2 separate regions of the Mus musculus genome follow, and region 1 is linked to region 2. Evidence: chromatin loops called from intact Hi-C (ENCODE). Cell type or tissue: heart. All regions are shown on one strand.

The links. Hi-C counts contacts between places; a loop is a spot of excess contacts. Peaks named below come from ENCODE experiments on the same cell type or tissue, not always from the same donor. Only the 100,000 strongest peaks of a DNase experiment are listed, where the experiment ranks them.
Region 1: it touches region 2 in a loop (4-fold over the local background); 9 of 42 quality-filtered maps call a loop at or near these places.

What each region holds. Positions count from the first base shown.
Region 1 is chr17:78,198,236-78,206,235 of GRCm38, reverse strand. Crim1 (cysteine rich transmembrane BMP regulator 1 (chordin like)) reads right to left here and starts at 5,988. Exons shown (of 17, transcript NM_015800.3): 1 at 5,137-5,988. The coding sequence starts at 5,467. Gm32282 (predicted gene, 32282) reads left to right here and starts at 6,211. Exons shown (of 2, transcript NR_168063.1): 1 at 6,211-6,642; 2 at 6,885-6,986. In heart, CTCF peaks have their summits at 2,550 (motif pointing right), 3,823 and 7,256; DNase peaks (open chromatin) are centred at 4,855, 5,385, 6,175 and 7,215; H3K4me3 peaks cover 3,585 bases; H3K27ac peaks cover 2,477 bases; H3K27me3 peaks cover 1,408 bases.
Region 2 is chr17:78,246,187-78,254,186 of GRCm38, reverse strand. All of the region lies in intron 2 of Crim1 (cysteine rich transmembrane BMP regulator 1 (chordin like)), which reads right to left. Among named protein-coding and RNA genes, the nearest start is that of Gm41620, 31 kb to the left of the region's middle. In heart, no CTCF peak of the experiment used is centred here; DNase peaks (open chromatin) are centred at 3,386 and 6,966; H3K27ac peaks cover 233 bases.

The DNA of each region.
Region 1 (8,000 bases), 48 kb after region 2:
CTTACTGTCAAGCCTGCCACCCTGCCACCCTGAGTTCAGTCCTCAGTACCCATAGGGTGGAAGAAGAAAACCAACTTCCAAATGCCCTCCGACATCCACAAGCACAAACACTGGCACATTGCACACACATGCACACTCACACACGTATTCTCTTTCTCTCTCTCTCTCTTTCTCTCTCTCTCTCTCTCTCTCACACACACACACACACACACACACACAGAGGCTCTCACAAAGGCATGCATACAGACAATCTTACATTCACACACACAAACACTATTTCTCACACACTTTCACACTCATACGTGCACACACACTTGCTCACATACACACACTCTCACATTCACACACACAGACATGTCTCATACACACTCACATACACACACACTTTCACATTCATATAGGCACATACTCTCACACACACACACTGGCATTCACACACACACCAATATTATCTCACATACTCACACACACACACTCACACACTTTCACATGTATACTCTCATACACAGTAACTCACATACACACACATGACTCATTCATATTCATACACACTCATTCTCATACACACTTCCTCACACATTCTCATACATACGCAAACACGCTCTCTAACTCACACACACACACACACACACACACACACACACACACACACACAAGCTTGCCCACACAAACACTAAAAATGTTTTATAAATGAATGGGACTTCTGCTTACTTAATTGTATCCCCAACACACTGCTTACAAAGTTTCCTAGTCTCTACCCACATGTTACCAGCAGCGCATGTCCTGGTGCCTGGTGTTCTTGCCTTTCTCCCCTACAGTCCGCAGCTCATCTGTCCTTTGCCAAGTGTTTTATGTGACAAGACTCCTTAACAGCAGCGAGAATTCTATAAGCCTGACAGCGCAAATGAAGGTCATTTTGCCCTGTCATTTGTGTATGTGCAGTGAATAGTCGGTCCTGTGTGTTTTGTCAATATTTACTCTGAGGAGGAATTAATTACTTCCTTGTTTACTTGAATTAAGTTTCTCTTCCCATACTCTGCTAACATCTTTTAGACGCCCTCTGCTCGCCTCTCTCTCTGGTATCAAAGCGTGGACCTTACCTAAAGACTTCTGAAAGTGAAAATGAACTCCATTCATGACTCAAAAACATAGTCTGGAAGCCTGGGTTTGAGATGTTGCCCTAACTTCAGTACAAAAGTATTAGTCTTTCCCCACCTCTCCTTTATTTAATTTGTAAAAATCCATAGACTTTAAACTTCGGGTCCTCCCACTGAACAAAGAGGACAGCGTTCATGCAGTGTGTACCCTGCTGGATGTTTTGATATGTCTACCTGGTCCTGGGTGTCTGCTCCCTGGGCTCACCTCCCACCTCCCACTCTCCCCAAGCGGGCACCTTCTGCTATTGACTATCCCAGAAGACAAATAACGAAACTGTAACTTCCCGGGGGCAGTTTAGAACACCGAACCTTTCTCTCTGCTCTAAGTTCTCACCACACAATCTTAAGTTCTCTGTGCTGTCCTGTAAACCGCCACGGAAGGGAAGCTAAAGCAATGGGGAAAACCGAGTTGTGGCAGTAGTTTTGAAGTCTTGGTGCACATCTGCTGTCACGGACACCTGACTCTAATGTCGCACTGTCCTCAGGACAAAGCTCAACAGTGTCCTCTCCATTCTTAAGCACTGTCCCAACAACGGCAGACTCAAGCTAGCAACTTTATCACCCTAAGACAAACAGCTACTGGTGCTCTTCCCCCTGCCCATCCTAAGGAAAGCATGAAGCCTAAGGCCTCTTTCCAAATGTAGTCCTTACTGCCCAATCAACATATTCTTTCTCCACAATCTCACTTCATTAGTTTTTAAAGCTCAGATCCCTTAAAGAGATCTCCCATACAGACTTCTTCCGAGTAGAAGGCCAAACTTGTAATTTTTTGGAATTGTAGGCGATTTCCCTGGAGACAGAAAAAGCAGTCCGGCTAAGATTCTGCAAAGGCCAACAGGAAGGTTCACAAGATGCAGGGAAGCAGGAAAGGGCACTGCTGCCTCCAAAGGGCCAGGAGGCACTGTTCAAGACTGAGAAACGACAGAGAGCTGGTGAACTGGCTCCATTCTCCATCCTTCAAGTATGCATAGTCACTAACGGCCTCAATACAGGGGAGACACCCTAGTGAGCACGCCACTTGATTCACAATTCCAGTTGTTTAGAAATTAATTTTTTTCCTTCAGGGTTCTTCTTGTGGGTTAGGATTGTTGATCTATTTTTAGGGATCACTGTGCCATAAAAACCTGAAACAAAAAGACTAAATTTGGGCTCCATTCTGATCCAACTCATTCTGTGAACTGTGTTTAAAACACCACCACCCCCTTGCCCCAAGACAGTCAGTATGGAAATAACAAACCTGTCTGCAAGTTGGCAAACAGTAATATAAATCTGCACTTAAGTCGCATCTTCAAAAGCAGGCGGATTAGTCCTATTTTATACCATGATACTATGTTTTCTCAGGGTAGCAAACTAAATAAGCTTTCAAAAGAGTTTTCATTAACAGATACAACCAGTAGGGGTCATTTCAGCGCAAAAAATGCAGCGCAAGAGACTTTCTACATGAATAAAATATATCCATCCCTATTCATGTGTTATGATAACAATACACACGAATTTCTGAATAAAAATGGAAACTGAGGGAAGCACTGGCCATTGAGAAATTTTATGCAAAGTTACAGAAAAAAAAAAAAGAAAGAAAGAAAATCTGGGGGGGTACCTTCTAGAAATCGGTGACTCTTGAAGATTCCTCTAGTGCTGCAAAGGGTTGTCAGCTAACTTACGTGGTCCATGCATTTTACAGTAACGTGAAGATATCTGACATTTTAGACCGCTGAAGAAAGACCTCTCCAAATGTAAGCATTACATCATGCCAAAAATTGTTGTCCTTTTTTTCTTAGTCTCGTGGCTTTAAGATTTTTACTGCTGCTTTTGGTGAAGGAAGGAAGAAGGAAGAGAGGAAGGGAAAGAGTCAAGGAAGGAATTAAGGAAGGAAGGAAGGAGGAAGGACGGAGGGGAGGAGGGAGGGAGAGGAGAAGGGAGGGAAGGAGGGAGGGGGGAGCGGGATGTGCCCATAGCATTCAGCTGAAAACAGGCCTGCTAACTGAAATGTGTTTCCAGAAAGCACTAATTGAAATACACTCATGTCAAGAAACACTTCCAAGCATTTTCAAGGCCAACACTTTGTGCACCTGGTGTTACCAGGAGAAAGGCAGGCATGAGGGATGCATCATTTCAGAGGAATGACAGGCTCCCTAACAAAGTGCCAAAATCATGCTGTACTGTGACATGGGGCGTTGCTGCCAAAACACTTGATTACTGTAAATGTTCCCCCAAGCATTCCCTTCACCAGGAACACATGAAAAAACAAACAAGGGTCACCCTCTCCTGAGCCTCCCAAAGCCCTTCTCACTGCCCCGCAGTTTCTACTGCATTTAACCATGTCCCTCCCAGTTCTTTACGAATCTATAGGAGTCTGAGGCAAGTTAGGCGCTCCACATGGCAGGTTACAGAGAAGCATCTTTCAGCCTAAGTTATTCAGAATGCCTTAAGTCAAAGCATGTGAAAGTCTATCAGTCTGTCTGATGATCATTTTCCCTGAGCTGAGAAAAAAACCCACGTTGTTGTCAAAGGAGACCAGGAGGGCCTTTTTTCTGTGTCAGGAAAATTAGGTCCTGCAGGCTCTATGCTAAAGGAGCATATCCTCACCCCACCCCCACCCCACCCCCCTGTCCCCCCAGTGCCGCCATCCCCCCTGCACACTCATTACTGCCCACTAGCTTCCAAACCAGGAAGGCTTCCCCGATTATTCCACAACTGTCCAAAACCTTAAAACCACACGCAAAAATAAATGCATGTGTGTTTAAAGAGTTACCACAGTACTGAAGCCATTTAATACAGCCACCTTTGTCCTTTCCAGCATCTCAGTTCGACACACATCACACACACACACACACACACACACACACACACACACACACACACACACGAGGATACTTCAGGATACACCAGTGTCCTGTCCCAGGGGCTGGTTAACAGCAGTAAAGGCAGAGAGCAGTTGTCTTTTCTTACAAGTGAGCCCTAATCCCTGGCAAGATACCGGGAACAGCATCGAGGAGCCCAAATGTTTGATCTCTAGGAAGACAAGGACCCCACTTTTAACAGACAATCCAGTCCATTGTCAAAATAAAAGAACTCACTATTTCTCTCTAGACCTCAGACCTAATCGGGCACCTTGAGGCAGAAGTAGAGCCATGTGCTGATGGAGGCCCACCGGGTCCAACAGTGCTTCCGAAACAGGGAGGCGCCACTATCAACGCCCCCGCCCTCAGTACATCTACACACAGCGGTGCATGATGCGCCACGGTGAAGCGAGCAGAGCAGAATCTGCTGTCAAACAAACAAAAAGACAACAGCACCAGCTCTAGAAACACGCAGAGGTTGGCTCTTGAAAGGAAACCTCTTGTAGTGAACCATAACTTTTTAATCCAGGTGCAGCCCCCACCCACCCCCTTCAGCCATCCAGAAGAGTAAGCCTTTGACCGTTTCCAATAGGCAAATAAATGAGTAATCGCCATGTGCAACTTCGCCTGGACTGACATACTCCGGAGCTGAAACTGATTTATTACGCGAAGGAGGAAGAAGGAGGTGAAGGAAGAGCGCAAAGAAAAAATAGTAAGAGTCACATAGGGAGTGCAGGCTGGAGCACAGGTCTACTCCGCTATCAGAAGCCGGCTGCGCGGACTGCGTACGCCCTCGGTGCCACACTGCGCTATGCGGGCAGGGCAGCAGGGGCGGACTCCCCGAGGGACTTGTGCGTGCCAGACTCCGCAGTGTGCCCCCGCACAGGGCACCCCTGCCTGGGGCGAGAAAGGCCACCCAGTGTAAGCCCTAATCACCGCACCTGTGTGTGTCTATGCGTGTTCGGAGCTCACCCACGCAACCCAACCTCGCCCGCCCCTGGGCAGGCATCTAGGGCACCCTCCAGGGGACAGCGACCGTCCCTCCTCCCCGGGAACCCTCTCTCCTCTGGGAAAAGTCTCAAGCAAACTTTGTTCCGCGCCCGCCAGGTGGGAGGGGGCGCGCAGCAGGGCAGCCGTACCTTCGCAGACGCCCACTTCGTACTCGGTGATGGAGTCGCCATTGAGCGGGGGGCGGATGACACAGCGCAGCCCCCGGTCGCAGGCTCCATGGAGCCCATAGGCTCCACCGCAGCTCTCGTTCCTCTGGCGGGCGCACATGTAGCAGCAGCCGCAGACGCCCTGCACGATGCTTCCTGGGCAGCTCCGAGGCTCCTCGCACTTGGACTCGTCACAGGGCAGGCAGACCAGCGCCCGGGTGCCTGAGCGCGCCAGCAGCAGCAGCAGCCCCAGCAGCGAGACCGAGAGGTGCCCGCAGCCGGCCAGCCCCCTGCCCCCCGCCACCAAGTACATCCTCCTGCGCCGCCGCCTCCTCCTCGCAGTCGGGCCGGGAGCGGGGCGGGCGCCCTCCCCTGCGCGGGGCACACGCGCCGCCGCCGCACCCGCAGCCCGCGGTCCTCGTGCCCCACTAGGGGCCCCCGGGGCGCTCCTCCCCTCGCGGGGCGAGGCCCCCGCCGCCCCTGCGGGCCGCGCCGACCCGGAGCCCACGAGCGTTGGCGCCAGCGGCAGCGGTGGCGGGTGGCTTCCCCTCCTCCTCCTTCTCCTCCCGGGCGGGAGGGGGAAAAGAGGAAAAAAAGTTTCCTCTCGGCAGCTCCGGTTCAACCCAAACTTCTGGCGGCGGCGGTGGCTGCGCACCGCTCCGAAGAAGGGCTGGTGGCTCCTTCTGGTCCTCCGCGCTGCTCCTGATTGCCGGGGAAAGACGACGGCAGCGCAGCCTCCGGGCCGGTCCCCGCCTCCCGAGCCGCCGAGTGGGCGCGGTGGCTCAGCAGAAGGTCCGTGGCGTCCGTTCCTTGTGCCCGGCTCGGCTCTCTCCCGCGCCGCTCCTCCGGGCGCTTGTTTATGGCTGGAGCCTCCGCCGCTCCGGCTGCGCCCTCCCCCATCCTACCTCATTCCCCCCCCCGCCCTCCCCGCGCCGCGCGCTGCTCATTGGCTGCCCCCCCACCCTCGGGCCGGCCGGCCCCCTCCCCTCCCCCTCGCCTCCCTCCGGGGCTGCCCCGGCCCTTCCTCCCTCCACGCCTCCTCCTCCTCCCCCTCTCCTTCCTCCGCAGCCCGGCACCGAGTCGGCCCTGCTGCCGATCATCCGGGCTCGGGGCCCGGCCCCGCGAGCGCGCTGCGGCCGGGGATCTGAGACAGTCGTAGCGACGCGAGCCCCCGCCGGCACCGGGCCACGAGGGCTAGCTTTGGAGCACCGGGGGCGGGACGGCTGCACCTCCGGGTGGTAGTTTTGAGTTCAGAGAGTGGCGGGGATCCTAGCCGGAGCTGTTGCTGCAGCCTAGGCTGGGCACTGGCCGGATCGAACCCCAGGAAAGGGAAGCGAACGCGTGGAATTTCCGCAAACTGGACGAGAATCCATCTTCCACTCGAGCTGGGAATAGACTTTGTAAAAGATATTATGTAATGGAGTCTTGGAAACCTGGAGACATCTCCAGGGAAACTGCTGGTGGGGTTGAATGCTTTAAATGGTCTAGGTAAATATTCTGAGCTGGGACAATGTTGGGGAGGGCTGCAGCTTGAATTTTAATGATCCACCTTCTGTATGTCTGTGTGGAGGTGCTGTATCATGGGAGGGGTGACTGGAAAGTAACAGAGCTTAATCCTCTCTGGAGTAAGGCTCAACACTAGATTACAAGTCTTGACATGACGCTAGGCTGGAAGAGCCTAGGCATCCTTACATGCCACCTGACTGTGCCGTTTTGTTTTGTTTTTTCAGGCTCGCGAGCTAAAGAGGCGTGTTTCCCTTTTCTTCCTCCCATTTTTCTTTCCTAAAAGATTTATCACGAATGTATTAATAAAGAAGATGGGTGGTAATATATTCTTTGTGGCGAGACATGAAACAACTGGAGAGGAGCTGTGCACATGTGGAGGATTTCTCCTCAATGATTTCAGAGATTCTCCCAGTGATAGCTCTGATCCCTCATCAGGAGAGAACCAGTGGCCCCGTCGATGTTTTCTCCGTGCCCCCTTACAGGAGTATAAATAAAACAGCCCAAGGAGGGAGGGGGGAGTGATTTGAATCATTATGTAAAACCCGCCTGGTGTTGGAGCAGGTGTGAAGTGGGCTTGGCTGCCTGTGCATGGTCTTGCTGCAGATAGGTGGCAGCTAGTTAGATCAGGAGCATCATGACTAATGAGCCAAAAGTTAATGGCACCAGTACAAGGAGAAAGGACACAAAGATGCCTTTGGAATTTTGTTTGTGGGACAGATTCATATTTCTGCAGAATATTATGGTTTATCTGTGGTAGTCATCATCATCAACAACAACAACAAAAAAGCCAAAGCCACCAGTGTAATATTCCCCTCTCCATCCCATTAGAAAACTATATACATTTATACTGAAGAGAGGAAATGTCTCGTTAATTATACTGATTGTTGGGGAAGGAGGGCTTAGGGAACCGTCAATATTGGAAAGGGGAGAACACCCCATTTTCTTGGGGCTTATAAGCTGCTGTTGAGGTGACGATTCTCCAGGCATTTGTGACACATTTTACATGGCCCTCTCTAAAAGGTCCTCGTACCCTGAAGCCCTATAAAAGTAAAGGGTGAAGTCATTTACAACTTGCTAGGTTTTCTTTTAGCAAAACCAAATATTGAAACACATAATAAATGTTCGTGTCTTGTTGCCCAACGAGGCACTAGTACTTCATAGTGGGATTTGCCAACAAACTGTCATCACTGGACCTTGTTAAAACATCCCTTCCAACCCCTGCAGAGGTTATCTGAACTTCTGTTCGAATGCAAGAATAAAGACTTTATTAAAAACATAAGCAGATAATGTTGTTAGACTCGGGAAAAGTCAAGGTCAGGAGAGAGAGAAGAGGCAGAAGT
Region 2 (8,000 bases):
TATGGCTAATAATTTCTCTCTTAAGTTTCTAGAGGAATTCATGCCAGGGTTTCTTTCAACTACAAACAGCAGATATTATTTTCCTTCTGTATCTTAAAAAAAGCTGGCAGTAGCGATATGAAAAAAAAAATTACCAGAGCCAAAATGTTGAGCTTAAATAAAACAAAGGCACAAGTAAACCCAAATACAGAGGAAGGAAGGAAAGAAGGAAGGAAGGAAGGAAGGAAGGAGGGAGGGAGGGAGGGAGGGAGGGAGGGAGAGAAAGAGAAAGAGAAAGAGAAAGAGAAAGAGAAAGAGAAAGAGAAAGAGAAAGAGAAAGAGAAAGAGAAAGAGAAAGAGAAAGAGAAAGAAAGAGAAGACCTGCTATGCCTTTTCTTTTCAGGATACAAATACAAAGTTACTAATGGTAGTTAGTGCCTCATTTCCTATCAACAGGGACTCTCCAGCCACAATGTTTCTGCTCAAGGGTGCTTAGCACTCACAAAACCTTGCCTTCTTCTAGACAGCAAATGAATTTTAAGCTTTAGAATGCTCACTGCCATCTATGTACAGCACGTCCTTAGTGTTCGTGATTGGGACAACCTTGCATTCCCTGTGCTGCACGTTATCTTTCTCCTAATCCTCCGTGATGGCTATAACCTAAGGTCTGATTCAGATTTTCATGTCATCGTGACTTCTCTTTCCTAACTTGGTTTCGATCTCCCCAACCCTGACTCATTGTTAGTAATTTTTCTACCTGCAAGGCACCGGCCTCAGCTTCCAGGGTGACAGCAAGGAGAATAAAGTGTAACGGGGGATGTCGAGGAGCCTGAACACAGAACCAAGTTCCAGCACACTCAAGGGTGTACTCTCAGCTAGGGACTGGAGGGCCGGGATGGAGAGGCTCTGCGTGGTGTGGAATATGCATGAGCTACAACACAAATCAACTTGTATCTGCCTCAGCGGGCCCTGGTTCTCCAGGGATTCCAACACTCACATAATCATGCCTGAAACAGTAGATGCTCCTGGGAGAAAACTTAAAGATTTTGTGAATAATTTTAGAGAGAAGCCAAGCAAATTGGGATATGAATTTTGCTGATGTCCCTAGGGAAGAATAACAATCATTCTTCAAAGATCGGGGGGGGGGGGGGTACCTGGGTTCCCTTACCTTCCAAACACCATCCACACAGGAAGAAAGGGTTGCAAAAACTTCTCTACCTTGATACAGTTCAGCAGATTCCAAAGGCTCACTTTAACCCTCCATCCCTCCTCATATGGGAAAGGGTACCCACGACTCAAGGTAGAAAGCTGGTGATCATTTCCAAATCCATCTCCTAACCTGACCCCCAGGACTCCAGCAGAGTATTTCCAGGACACAAGGATCCACACCCTTCTCTCTGCCTCTTCCATCAACACCCTGGTCTGGCCACCAGGATTCTCCTTCAGTGTTGAAAAGAATTCCCCCAATAATCCTGCAGCCCCCAGGGAAAATCAGCTTTTTTTCAGAGTGGCCAGAGTTGATTTCATAAATAGCACTTCCTTCTATCACAGCTGAAGCTTAAAGCACTGTTACAGATTCCTAGTGCATTGTGGGTAAAAATCAAAAGTTATTACTTTACAGTCTGTGTGACGGAGTTCTTTCCTAACCTCTCCTGCCACCCAATTCTTGTGACTCCCATGTTAGGCGATTTTCTCCCACAGTAAGATCACTTACAGGTGTCTCTCCGGGCTTGTTATTTATTTATTGTTTAGTATAATTGCTGCTATGATTAATTTTTAACTTTGGCTTTGTTTTGCTTTATTGAGAAAGGATCTCGCTATTACAGTCTTAGTTGGCCTGAATCTTGCGATTTGAACCAGGCTAGCCTCAAACTCATAGAAATCCACTGGCCTTCCAAGCTCTGGAATTAAAGATGTGCACCACTGCGCCTGGCACAGATTTTCGTTTGTATGTTTTGTTTTATAAGATTTACGTTTGAGGATATGTATATGTTTATGTAGATTTATATGATGTATATGTATATGTATATGTATATGTATATGTATATGTATATGTATATGTATATGTGTGGGCATGTGCACAGGTATCTGAGACCCTTGGATCTGGAGTCAGGTAGTTGTGAGCTACTCAATGTGGGTGCCTGGAGGACCTCTGACAAGAGCAGAAGTATTCCTCATGGCAGAGCTGTCTCTCTCCATCCCCTCCTCTAGGCTCGTGGGCCAGGTAACACCTTTCTCCCTTTAGTCCAACTCACAAAGCCATCTCTGCAGATACAGCTTTCTCTGAGTATCCTGTCTCCGTCTCAGAACCCTGGGAATCAGCTCCCACTCTATGATTCTGCTCATGCTCCATGCAACCACAGGACTGGGAGGGACACTGCCTTGCCCACCTTGTTCATCTTGAGCTGTGTGGCACACAGCAAGTCTGCAACAGGTATCAGTGAGTGAGTGAGTGAGTGAGTGAGTGAGTGAGTGAGTGAATGAACACACTGGGGAATGAATGAATGAATGAATGAATGAAGAGCAGATGAATGAAAAAATGAACACACTGGGGACTATGACTTCAGACAAAAGCTTTTCTGAGTCAGTTACCTTTGGAAAACAACTTTCAAGGGCTACTTTTCAGAATCTTGCTCGTAAGCATCCATGCACACGTTACTTCCCCTAAGTCCTCTATGTCAGCACATCACAAACCAATGAAACACTACGGACATGGAAAGCATGAAAATGCTCTACCAAAGGAAGGTCCCACAAAAGCCATCTAGGTCAGAGATGCCGTGTTACGCTATTCAACGTCGAAGAAAACATCACACACACACACAAATCCCCAAGGTGCGAAGCTGGGAATTCAGGATAATGCACACATACTTCCAATTATTTGTTTTGAATTTTTTACTAATGGAAAGAGAATCGGGTCTCACTGGTCTATCTCAAAGGCTTAAGTGACCTTTTACTAAGGATAAAGGACAGACTGGCTGAAATTCTAAGGGAGCTGAAAGGAAACACTGCCTGTCTGAATACACACACTTTACAAGGACTTCAATGGAAACCAACTTATTTTCTCAACTACAGAAAAAAAAAAAGAGCCCTTGAAGAAATAATCTTCAAACAGCTGGAAATCCAAGGGAGTATCCAAAAACCACATGAAATGGAATAACCCGGTCACACCTGACAAAGATTCAACAGGTCCAAACATAAGACAGCATTCACCCTATCCCGCACTGGCTCCACGTAGGTGTATTTAGACACACACACCTAGGTATCTAATTTTGTCTGAAGTTTGGGTTTGTGTGGGCTCCTGTTGGTTGGTTTTTCGGTTCTAGACTTCCTTGAAACAGCAAAGCCATTCAATCAGGCCCTGCCACCCAGCACTGGGCAGGGACGTTGCTTTTGGCCCCGTGACTGCCCTGTCCTTTCCAACTTGTTTGAAAAACCTGTGTTGACTGTACTGTGTGGAAAAAAAAATGAAAAGGAAAGAAAAGCCCTGCTGTTGTAATGGTGCCAAAAGGATACAGAAACAAACGCAGATGCTAGAATTTAAGGCATTTCCTCTGCTCTGGGACTATGTCCGTTAACTGAAGGTCAAAAGCACATTAAAGGGCCCCGGGATCTTAAAGCCTTGGGTAGATTTTTTTTTTTTTTTTTGGTCATCCTCTCTTTTTATTAGGTATGCTGGCGACACACATTTAACTGACATTTAACACACTAGAGTTTATTCAGCAGCATATACGGAAAATCCGAACATTACTTCCAAGCTCAGCTTATTTAAAATCCTAGTGCTTTTTTTCTTAACTGATAGTCCAAGTCCCTTTAAAGTGCCAGTGGGCGAAGGAAGTCATTCTTGTGCCCAATTCACATTTACTGCCTCCTTATGCTGCAGTGTGTCTACGCATTGTGATTTCTAACACTTTGGGAACATTCTCTCACTTTTTTTTTATTTTTATCATGCATCAGATGATAGTAAATAACACACGCTGTATCCACTGTCTTGCTCTTTGTAGCAAATCAGCCATGATCATAAACAAATGGTCATGGAGGGAGCGAGTCACGCCATTTGCTGCTATGAGTTGTAATGGATTTTTCGGAAACAAATCTGAAACAGAAGGAACTTTGGAGGAGAGGAGTGGCCAAAAAAAAATAATAATAAAAGAAATCTTGCTGGGCTTGTTACTGGAGAACTGACAGTAAAAAGCATGAAGCATCGAAGTCCCCTCGGGATTTTGTATACAGCTCTAACATGCAGTGAAGACTTCAGTGCCATAAAATTCAGCAAAATCCTCCCACCACAAGAATGGCCAAATACAGGAGCTTCTCCAAGACAAAGTTTCACTTAGAGCAGTGGTCCTCAACTTCCCTAAGCTAGGGTCCTTTAACACAGTTCCTCATGCTGCGGTGACTCCCAACCATAGTCTTTATGGCCAGAGGTTAGAAGGGCATCCATAGCCATCAAAGAGGAGCAAGGCCTTCAGGAAACTTGTAACCAGGGACTGTAAGACCACAGGGGACTCCAGCCATAGTCTCATTACTACTTTGTAACTAATCTTGCTACTGCTAAGAATTGTAATATAGAGATCTATTTTCTGATGATGGTCTTAGTAGATTCCTTTGAAAGTCATTAGACGCCCCCCCCCCCCACACACACACAAAAGGGTTGTGACCCAGAGGGCTGAGAACCGCTGACACAGGGAGAGCTGAAATGGCCTTGACTCTGACAGTTGGAGACCTGACATCCCACGACAGCTTTACCTGTGCCTCCATTTTTTCCTCTCCATAGATAGAAAAATGAAGCAAGCAGTTTGTAAGTTAATAGTCACTCTTCTTCCATTCATCAGAATTCCAGAATGTTCTACATAACTCTGCTGAGAGTCCTCATGGTTACCAGTGGGTATGCCATCTGATCCTGACCCATGACACCTCTTGCCTATTCAGAGGAGACAAACTTTCTGACTTGTTGCTGTAGAAATGTCAACAGAAGGAAGACAGTATTCAACTTTATCTGTTGTGTTTCCTTTGCTTTGTTGGCATGTGGGAAGCTGATAGACAACATAGTTTAATAGCAAACTTGGGTGTGGTTGTCCCAGTGATAAGGGAAATGAAAGTGGAAGGAGGTTGAATAATATTTATTTGAAGAGTTATAGCTTGTTCTTTTCTCCCACAGATGTTTACAAAGCGTATAAAAATCACACCGGCTCTTAGAAAGAATGGCTGGAATGTCTGTATAGCCAGGGAATCCACGGCCATCAAAGAGGAGCAAAGCTTTCAGGAAACTTGTAACCAGGGACTGTAACACCATTACCAGCTTTGTTATATTTAACAGCACATATGTGGATGTGCACACACACACACAGCAGAACTAATGAGACAGACACGCTGATTGCCAAGTATTACCTATTAGTCATATATACACATATGATTACACATGTTAATCCTTGATGTAGAAAAACAAAACAAAACAAAAACAAAAACAAAAAACTTCCCAGAGGCATTTAGCAGACATGGGTCCAGTCAGAGAGGCATAAAGGAACATGCAGATAACATTTTTGAGTCACACATCATGCTAAGATATATAACAAGACCACAGCCTAATTCCATTTGCAACATTCCTGATGGACAGAGACAAGCTGGCTCTCAACAGGAAAGCATTTAGAAGATTCCAGTCTGATTAGCGAGCAGAGGGCCAACAGGTACTAAGAAAGTGTAAATCTTACTTTCTCTTCGGTAAAGCAGAGAGAAATATTGCTGTAAATGTCATGTGGGAAGTAGTTAGGCCGGTTAAAACCCTGACTGCTTACCAAGCCCTGGGATCAGACACAACCGAGAACCTAAGTTTCCGTTTCACACACCAGAGAATGGTGTAAGGTCCCTTGAGGTCAAAGCTCCTAGAATGACCAAAAAGAGACAGGTCAACACACACACACACACACACACATACACACACACACACATACACACACATACACACACACACACACACACACACACACACACACACACATACACACACACACACACACATACACACACACACACACACATACACACACACACACAGACACACACACACATACACACACACACACACACACACACACATACACACACACACATACACACACACACACACACACACACACACACACACACACACACACACACACACAATTTGCAGGAATCATCTGAAAGGCCACACACACTACAAACTGCACCAAAACTCTCATTCGTGGCCTTTTCATCCACTGTTGAAAAGACACACATTGCTGGTATTTTAAAAAGTCTATGAACAGTAAATAAGAATCTCTCATATAATATAATATAATATAATAGAATATAATATAATATAAATACATTAAATGAAACTAGGAGGTCTTCTAGATGCCACTACAGACCCTTCTGGCAGAGCTCAACCAGTGTACTTACCAATCTTATTAATTTCTGTTCTTTTAACAGCAGATATCCTGAACACATTTTTTTTTTAAAGAGAAAAATAAAACCCATTTCATTCTCTGAACTAGATGAAAGGGAAAGGAAAGGGGGGGATGGAGAGACATAGATGACGCTCTTGGTTCATATTACCAGCAAAATGCTTTCCTCTGTTTCATAAAACCTCAATTTTTATCTGCAGACAAATATATGGATACATTGGGCGAAAGTGGTATCAATCTTTAAACATTATTAAATTCCTCTATTGTTCTCTTGTTATTGGAACAGGAAAAGAAAGGCCGCTGATAAGCAGAAAACACTGTACTTGCTTTTCGGGAAATTAAAAAAATTAAAAAAAAAAAAGACTTCCAGCGACAGAGAAAAGAATAAAAGGTTCCCCTACCCGCTGGAAAACTAGGAAGTCGTCAGCCAGAAACAAAGAATACATCCTTGATTCAGAGGAACAGTCCAGCCCCTGAAAACCACACACACATTAATTCATCTTGTGTTAATCTCTTCCCTCCCCAGCTCTGCAGTCACCACTTACTGCATCACTTCCTCCTGATGCAAAAAACACTGAGCAACAGGGGTCACAAATCAAAAGCAGGAAGGTGCCATAGAAAAGACAATGCCCAGGACTCCAGCAGCAGGAGCAGCTTATGTGGGCTGCTCTTCTTGTCTTAGCGCCCATACACCATTACAAGAGGAACCCCATACCCAAAGAGATTATCTGAGTGCCCAGGCTACTACCCTATGCGTGGCAGCAGTCAATAAGTACTAGGGGATGTGTCAAATTTTATGAGTAGGACATTTCTAAACTTTTTTAAACCAAAGGTTGAATGTTAATGAACCCTGAAATGACTTTCTTGAGAAAGTCGCACATTTCACAAGGAACAGAGACATCAGATCTAGAGGTAAACAGCCTGTCTATGAGTCACAGAAGGGCTTTGCAACTAATTAAAACTCCGTCCAATTGATTTTTGTTGCTCATGAATGTCTATCTCCCTCAGCTCCCACGCTCAGCGCCATTCCATTTGCATCTGGCTGTCCTGAGTATGTCACTGCCTGGGTGAACATCTTCCTAGATGGTAAGAAAGTGTATTAAAAAAAAGCGAAACGTGAGGCTGGGGTTCTGAGGCGAACACAAGCCTGGAAAGAACACGATGGGATGATCAATCCTGGAAAAGGACGAACGAAGTCACCCTCACGCTCCACAGAAGGTTGATCCTGGTGACTTTCAGCTGCAAGTGGGAGAAACTAGCTTCTTACTGGGAGCTGAGGGGGGCACATCTGTGTGGAGTTGTATGCATTCAACTTTGTCCCTTTCATTCACAAAGATCTTTCCATTTTCATTCCAAAAAAAAAAAAGTAGGAACAAAAGGAAGGAGGGAAGGAAAGAAGGAGGGAGGGGAGAGGAGAGGAGAAGGAGAAAGAAAACCTATATTTAAGGAACTGTTCCTCCCAGATGACCTCTTAACCAAGATACTAATAAACATGCAATACTGCAAGCCTGGAAAAGCATAAAATAAGTCTACCAAAAAATCCTTCCCTACCCTGACAGGCCATACGGACACTTGAAACCATCAGCTTTTGACAGAAGG